Regions from separate parts of the Homo sapiens genome. Here region 1 is linked to region 2. Evidence: chromatin contacts called from ENCODE Hi-C or POLR2A ChIA-PET data. All regions are on one chromosome and are shown on one strand. The core of a region is the stretch at or near the end of the contact, and the rest is flanking DNA. Distances in the headings are between cores, read along the strand shown. Region 1 holds the start of ZNF274 (zinc finger protein 274). Region 2 holds the start of ZNF765-ZNF761 (ZNF765-ZNF761 readthrough).

Evidence for each region. A loop is a pair of places that touch in the nucleus more often than their neighbours do. ChIA-PET counts read pairs that join two places held with the same protein, here RNA polymerase II (POLR2A). Pooled maps may share reads with other maps.
Region 1: a pooled map shows a loop between it and region 2 (6-fold over the local background). The contact joins the promoter of ZNF274 here to the promoter of ZNF765-ZNF761 in region 2. A Hi-C loop is called at or near these places in 1 of 50 pooled maps. POLR2A ChIA-PET finds 5 or more read pairs at or near these places in 2 of 52 experiments (A549 and CD8-positive, alpha-beta memory T cell).

The regions. Positions count from the first base shown.
Region 1 is chr19:58,181,068-58,184,398 of GRCh38, forward strand. ZNF274 (zinc finger protein 274) reads left to right here and starts at 1,994. Exons shown (of 8, transcript NM_133502.3): 1 at 1,994-2,375; 2 at 2,854-2,931. The coding sequence starts at 2,899. RefSeq lists enhancers at 1,605-2,318, 1,987-2,406, 2,319-3,030, 2,657-2,846.
Region 2 is chr19:53,393,618-53,396,500 of GRCh38, forward strand. It overlaps ZNF765-ZNF761 (ZNF765-ZNF761 readthrough), which reads left to right and starts at 1,532. Exons shown (of 13, transcript NM_001350496.2): 1 at 1,532-1,576. It overlaps ZNF765 (zinc finger protein 765), which reads left to right and starts at 1,532. Exons shown (of 4, transcript NM_001040185.3): 1 at 1,532-1,576. RefSeq lists a silencer at 1,402-1,601.

The sequences.
Region 1 (3,331 bases), core at 744-3,243, 4.8 Mb after region 2:
AGAACAAGACCCTGTCTCAAAAACAAATTCTTTTAATCAAAAATCAGGTTTTATCCTATACCACATAAATAGAAAGAAATCATTAGAAGAATTTCCACCTGCCTGGGCAACATAGTGAGGTTTCTGTCTCTACAAAAAAGTACAAAAGAGGCCAGGCGGGGTGGCTCATGCCTATAATCTCAGCACTTTGGGAGGCTGAGGTGGGCAGACTGCCTGAGGTCAGGAGTTCGAGACCAGGCTGGCTAACATGGAGAAACCCCGTCTCTACTACAAATACAAAAATTAGCCAGGCATGGTGGCACACACCTGTAGTCCAAGCTACTTGGGCAGCTGAGGCAGGAAAATCGCTTGAACCCAGGAAGCAGAGGTTGCAGTGAGCCGAGATTGTGCCACCTCACTCCAGCCTGGGCGACAGAGCAAGACTCTGTCTCCAAAAAAAAAAAAGCCAGGTGTGGTGGTGTGCACCTGTCCCAGCTATTTGAGAGGCTAAGGTGGGCGGATCACTTGGGCCCAGGAGGTGGAGGCTGCAGTAAGCTGTGATCGCACCAATGCATTCCAGTCGGGGTGACAGAGCAAGACCCTGTCTCAAGAAAAAAAAAAAGAAAGAAAAAAAAGAATTTCCAAGGGGGTTTGCTTCCTTGTGATTATGAAGGGCTAGACGTATCCTATTCAAATCCAGAACAAAACAAGACTATTAGTAAACATGACTACTTAACATAGCTCTGTCATACTAGCTAGGACTATACAATGTTAATTTTTTAAAGTTGAAATATGGAAAAAGAAGATATCAAATTACTTATTAATTGGGGATGGTGTTGTATCTATAATAGACACGAAAAATCCAATGAAATATTATTAGACTATAAGATATCTGCACAGTCTCTGAGTAAATACTCCTATGCCAAAATCAACACACTAACAGCAACAATTAAACAATGTGTAGCCTGAGGTTGGATCCTCCACAGTGACCAAAAAAACCAACAACCCGTGGAACAAGTTTAGCAGGCAGTGTACACGACCACCAGAGGGAGGCAGAGGGCTGCTGAGACCTGCCAGGAAATATCAAGAAAGAGGACACAGGGTCCTGAGCACTGAGAGAGATCATTAGGGCCCTCAGGTCCCAAGAAGACAAGACCATACTGGGACCTGGGACCTAAGGAAGATAAGAAAACACCAGATGTCGGTCCTTGAGGAAGCCAAGAGAATACCTCCTTGTCCTGAGCTCCCAAGGAAGATGAGAGCACCCTGGGCCCAAGGATGGGTGGCACACACCAGGTCCTGGACAGCTACAGACTTAGGTTTCCTCTCCCTAGACATGAGCACCTCAGCTTCCAGGAGCAAACTGGACCACAGGGGGACACTAGGCAGAGGATCCTGCTCCTCCTCCCCAATGCCTGGGGTACAGTTAGCCCTGATCATCTCTCCAGAACTAGGGTAGACGTTTGGCCTCATTCCCATCACACTTGTGGTCCACCTAGTCTTCCCTCCTTCCCCTTGCACACCCCTGACCTTCCTACTCCCTTCCTCTAATCCCCAGAACTAGGGTGGACGTTTGGCCACGTTCCCATCACACTTCCGGTCCTCCGAGTTTCCCTCCCCTCCCTGACCTTGAGTGGACACTTGGCCCTGTCCACCCTCACTTTCAGGCAGGACCCATCTCCCAGAAACATAAGTGCCGTCAGTCCCAACTCCTGCACACTTCCGGCTCTCCCAGTCCTCCCCTTCTTTCTCGACTTTGAAACTGGTGGAACTTCAGTACCTCTCCCCACTCCCCCCGCGACTTCCGTCTTCCAGTCCCCCTCCTTCCCCAAAAGTTGCGTGGACTCTAGCCCCGCCTCCTACATTCTCCCCGCCCTCCCTGTCCCCGCCCCTCCACCCAGATGGACGGCCAGTTAGGCCCGCCCCCTGCACTTCCGGCCCTACCCGCCCTTCCTCTTCCCAAGGGACGTCATAATTAATCCCGCCCCCACCGCCACCCAACCAAGCATCACCCATTCCAGCACTTCCGGCCTGACCCCTGTCCAGCGCCTTTCCTTTCTCCAGCTTCTGCTCTGCCCCAAGAGTGGTCGCCTTCGTGGCAGGGCACGACTCTCTCCCAGCTCGGGTCGCCGCCCACATTAGTGTGGGGCCCTGCGGCCTAGCGTCCCTCACCAGAGGCCTCCCCTTGCCTAGCTGGACCGCCGAGGGACATCGACGAGTATCCTCCTCCTGCTGTCCCCGGCTTCGCCTGCCGCCCCTAACCGGCCAGTCAAGATGGCCGCCGCTGGGTGAGGCAAGCTGGCGCGCCGCGGGGGCGTCTGGGAGTTGTAGTTCGGGACGGCGGGCTGACGCACTTCGCCGCCGGCCGACGGGCGCCATTGTGCGGCGCGCGCCGGGTGAGTGCCGCGCGAAACCTGCGTCCGTCGGGGGCTGCGCTGGGCGGGTCCAGAACCGTTAGTTGGGGGCGAGCGCGGCCTCTGCATTTTCCGCCGAGCTCGGGTACCCTGAGCCGGCCGTGCCTGCAGTCCTCCCGCCGCTCTGTGGGATGGGGTCGGTGACCCGGAACCCCGAGGGGAGACAGTGCTTTCGGGGCGCCGCGGTGGAGAGAACAGATCGCCTCCGGAAGCGTGGGGTCTGGGCCAGGGAGGCGATCCCCTCCGATGCGCGGGACAGAGGAGGCTCGGTGTCCTCTCGGGGAGGGGAAAACTGGTCCTATCCAGTCCTGTGGGAGTCCTATGACTCACTCTGGGCGTTTTCCAGTTTGGGTGGACTTGTCATTTCCCGCTGAGGGAGCCGTTCCTGGGCGGAGGCTGCGGTAGCTCCCCAGCGGACACCTTAAGCCTCTCCCTCCCCTCCCAACTTCGGTTTCCTCAGGACTCTGCCCACTTCCACCAGAGACACATTGAGAAGGAGGAAACTATGGCCTCCAGGCTTCCGACGGCCTGGTCCTGTGTGAGTAGAGGCTTCCTTCAGCTTTTGAGTCCGCTACTGCACCTGGGAGGATGCGGATGGTGGTGAGATACCACCTTCCCTGAGATACCCCCATCCTCCAGAGCACCTCGGGGAGGGGGTAGAGATTGGTTGGGCATGAGAGATCCTGCGTGATGGTGGAACCGCAGGTTGCTTGGTTTTCCAAGGGTGTAGTTAGAATAGAGACCAGATTGTAGGGGCTTCTGAAGGCCAGGTTAAGGCTCTTGCTTGTATCCTTTATATTGGGAAGAGTAATTGACAGGTCTTTTGTTTGTTTGTTTTTTGTTTTTTGAGATGGAGTCTCCCTCTGTCGCCCAGGCTGGAGTGCAGTGGCGCGATCTTGGCTCACTGCAACCTCCGCCTCCTGGGTTCAAGTGATTCT
Region 2 (2,883 bases), core at 282-2,781:
CTGTCACATTGTAGGAGCCTCACCAGAGAGGGCACCTGTAGCCATGTTGTAAAACTCACACTTGTCAAAAAGACATGGGTTAGTGTTTCTCCCCCTCCCTCTGCATGAAGCTAATTAGCTGACACAGATGGTCACCTCCATTACCAACTAGAGCCAGGATGAACTATGTGTGACCAAGGGTGTTGTCAAGTCCTTTTCCCTGAGGACTGATTAGTGTTTATCTTGAAAACATGTACTTAATGGGTTGTATAGAACTGTGAAGTGTCTTTCTCTTTTTTCAACCTCTTAGCTCTTTGCCTCTATTTCCCATCACATTCTGGTCTAAGGCTTACTTATTAATAAAATGGTGTTTATTTCTTTCTCTATTATCGTCATGGAGATGTTTTGTCATTTGGGGGAAGATTTTTTTGTTTCGTTTTCAATTGTATTTTCTTAACAATTAGAAAGTGAAGTAAAAAGTATTTGGCCAGGCGCGGTGGCTCCCGCCTGTGATCCCAGCACTTTGAGGAGGCCCAGGCAGGTGGATCCCTTAAAGTCAAGAGTTTGAGACCACACTGGCCAACATGGTGAAACTCGTCTACAAAAATACAAAAATTAGCCGGGCATGGTGGCACGCGCCTGTAATTGCAGATACTCTGGAGGCTGAGGCAGGGGAATCGCTGAAACCCAGGAGGCAGAGGCTGCAGTGAGCCGAGATCCCATCACGGCACTCTAGCCTGGGCGACAGAGAAATACTCTGTCTCAAAACAAAAGAAATAAGTAAATAAATAAAGGAATAAATCTCTTCCAAAAATGTGCTGAGGCAACTAACTGGATATCCACATGGAAAAGAATACTGTTAGATCCCTATCTCACACAATCAAACTCTTATTTTAAAACGTTTAAAAAAAAAGGAAAAAAAAGAGAGAGTGACGAGGAAGGGAGCCCTGCGGGAGGGGGTGTTACATTGTCGCCCAGGCTGGCCTGGACCCCCAGGCTCAGCAATCCTCCCGCCGCTGCTTCCTGAGTAGCTGGGACCTCAGTCTCCCGCGCCCGCGCCCACATCCCTGCTGTGTTTATCCAGAAGGTGGTGACCTCACTCCTCGCTGGCCTGAGCATTCCGTCCCACATCCCAGGCGGTGGCCCTAGGGAAGTCTCTGCAGCTGAGCACAGGGTGGACTCTCCCTCCCAAGTGAATGGAGACTGGAAAGGGAGAGGATTTCTATTCTGTTTTGTGGGCTGTCAGCATGAAATCGTACGTTCCATCCAGGCAGGGCTTTGCATTTTACATTCCAGTTTGCATCCCCGTTCCAGACAATTCCAGGGCTTTTGAATCATGCCTCAGCCTTCCTGGCCGGTCTCGCCTCCAAAACCCGAAAACTGAGGCCCTGGGAGCCAGGCTGAGAGACTCACAGGTCCCGCCACAGCCCCGCCCTCTGTCGGTTCTAAAGGGTAAAGTCTCTCTGCCCCGCCCCTACCTCGCCCAAGCCCGCCCACCTCCTCGCGGGTCCCGCCCAGGCCTGGCTTCTTTCCTGCGCGCGCAGCTTCGCGCAGACCCGGAAGCGGACGGCGTGGAGTGACTATCCCACCGCCGCGGGTGAGTTTCGCTCTGTTTTGTATTAAGTCTGTGCTTCCCAGGTCCCTGGCGCTTCTGTACCTGGGGCGTGGGGTCTCCACTAACCTGGAAATTCTCAGCCGTCTTCCTTCACCCAGAGCAAGTTGAGACGACCCCGTGAGAGTCCGGGGGTCGCTTCCTTTTGGGTTTAAGGTCCCCCTGAGGCTGGTCCCGTCCCGGGTGTTTCTGCTATAGGGCAATGTATACACTTTCTATCACGTAGTTTTCCTGCTCTGAAACTTTTTCTGACTCCTCCCGTCCCGCGCTTTTTAAAGTCCTCACCCGAGAGGTGAATTCCCTCCCTGAGCGCCTCCCAGTCTCGCCCTCGTTGGCAGCTGGACGCAGCGCGGCGGCCCCAGCCCCAAGGAGGCCGCGTCCTCTGTCTGGTCCTGGGATCCTGCAGACCCCACCCTTGTCTTAAGGCGCCGTGGCGCCGCCGCCTCCCTCCTTTTGCGGGCCCTACTGCTCCCCAGGTTCGCCTCCACAGTCACTGCTTTCCCTGAGCCCGAGTTAGGGAGGTGCCCGGGGCCTGTCCTGTGACACGGGGTGTTCTTGCCTGCCCAGCTCCAGCCCCTGGAAAATGCGCTCCCCCGGGATGCAGGCGTTTTGCTCCAAACCCTCCTGTGTCTTATCCAAAGCCTCCGGTGCTTGTGTAGGCTAAAGGGATCAGGAGACAGACGTAGAGCAGTAGAAAACCTGAGACAGAAAAGAAGAATAAAAAAGACTCATAACAGATGGCAAAGTAGAGGATGGGTGAGGGATTTGCCAGACACAGCAAATGTGGGGGAAAAAAAAAAAAAGGAGGAGAAAAGCAACTGGAGAAATGTAGAGAAAAGGTAGATGTACAGAGAGATGAAGGACAGAGAGCAAGGTAGGGAGAGGGACAGCAAAGAGGGAGGCTCATCAGAGTGAGGGAGAGGAGGAGGGATTTGGAGCCAGGGCAGACAGAGCAGAGTGGTGCTGGTGGCAAGGAGAACAGAGGGAGAAGCACAGCAGGGAGGACACCTGGGGATCTGGGGTGCTAGAGAGTGGGGATGAGGGTATAACAGGGAAGAGAGAATGTAACAGGGAGAGCAGAGGAGGCGCAGAGATGGTGTTGCGGGAAACTAAGTACTAGAGAGACCGGTATGCGGGAGACAGAACGATGTTTATTTAAGGTACGCACCGGCTCAGTGGATTTACATCTAAAAAGCTGAGCATTTCAACAAAGACAGAGTGGGGTTTTTATAAGCAGGCTTACAGAAGCAAAATAAAAGCAGTTAATCATGTAATGATTGGTCACATAATCT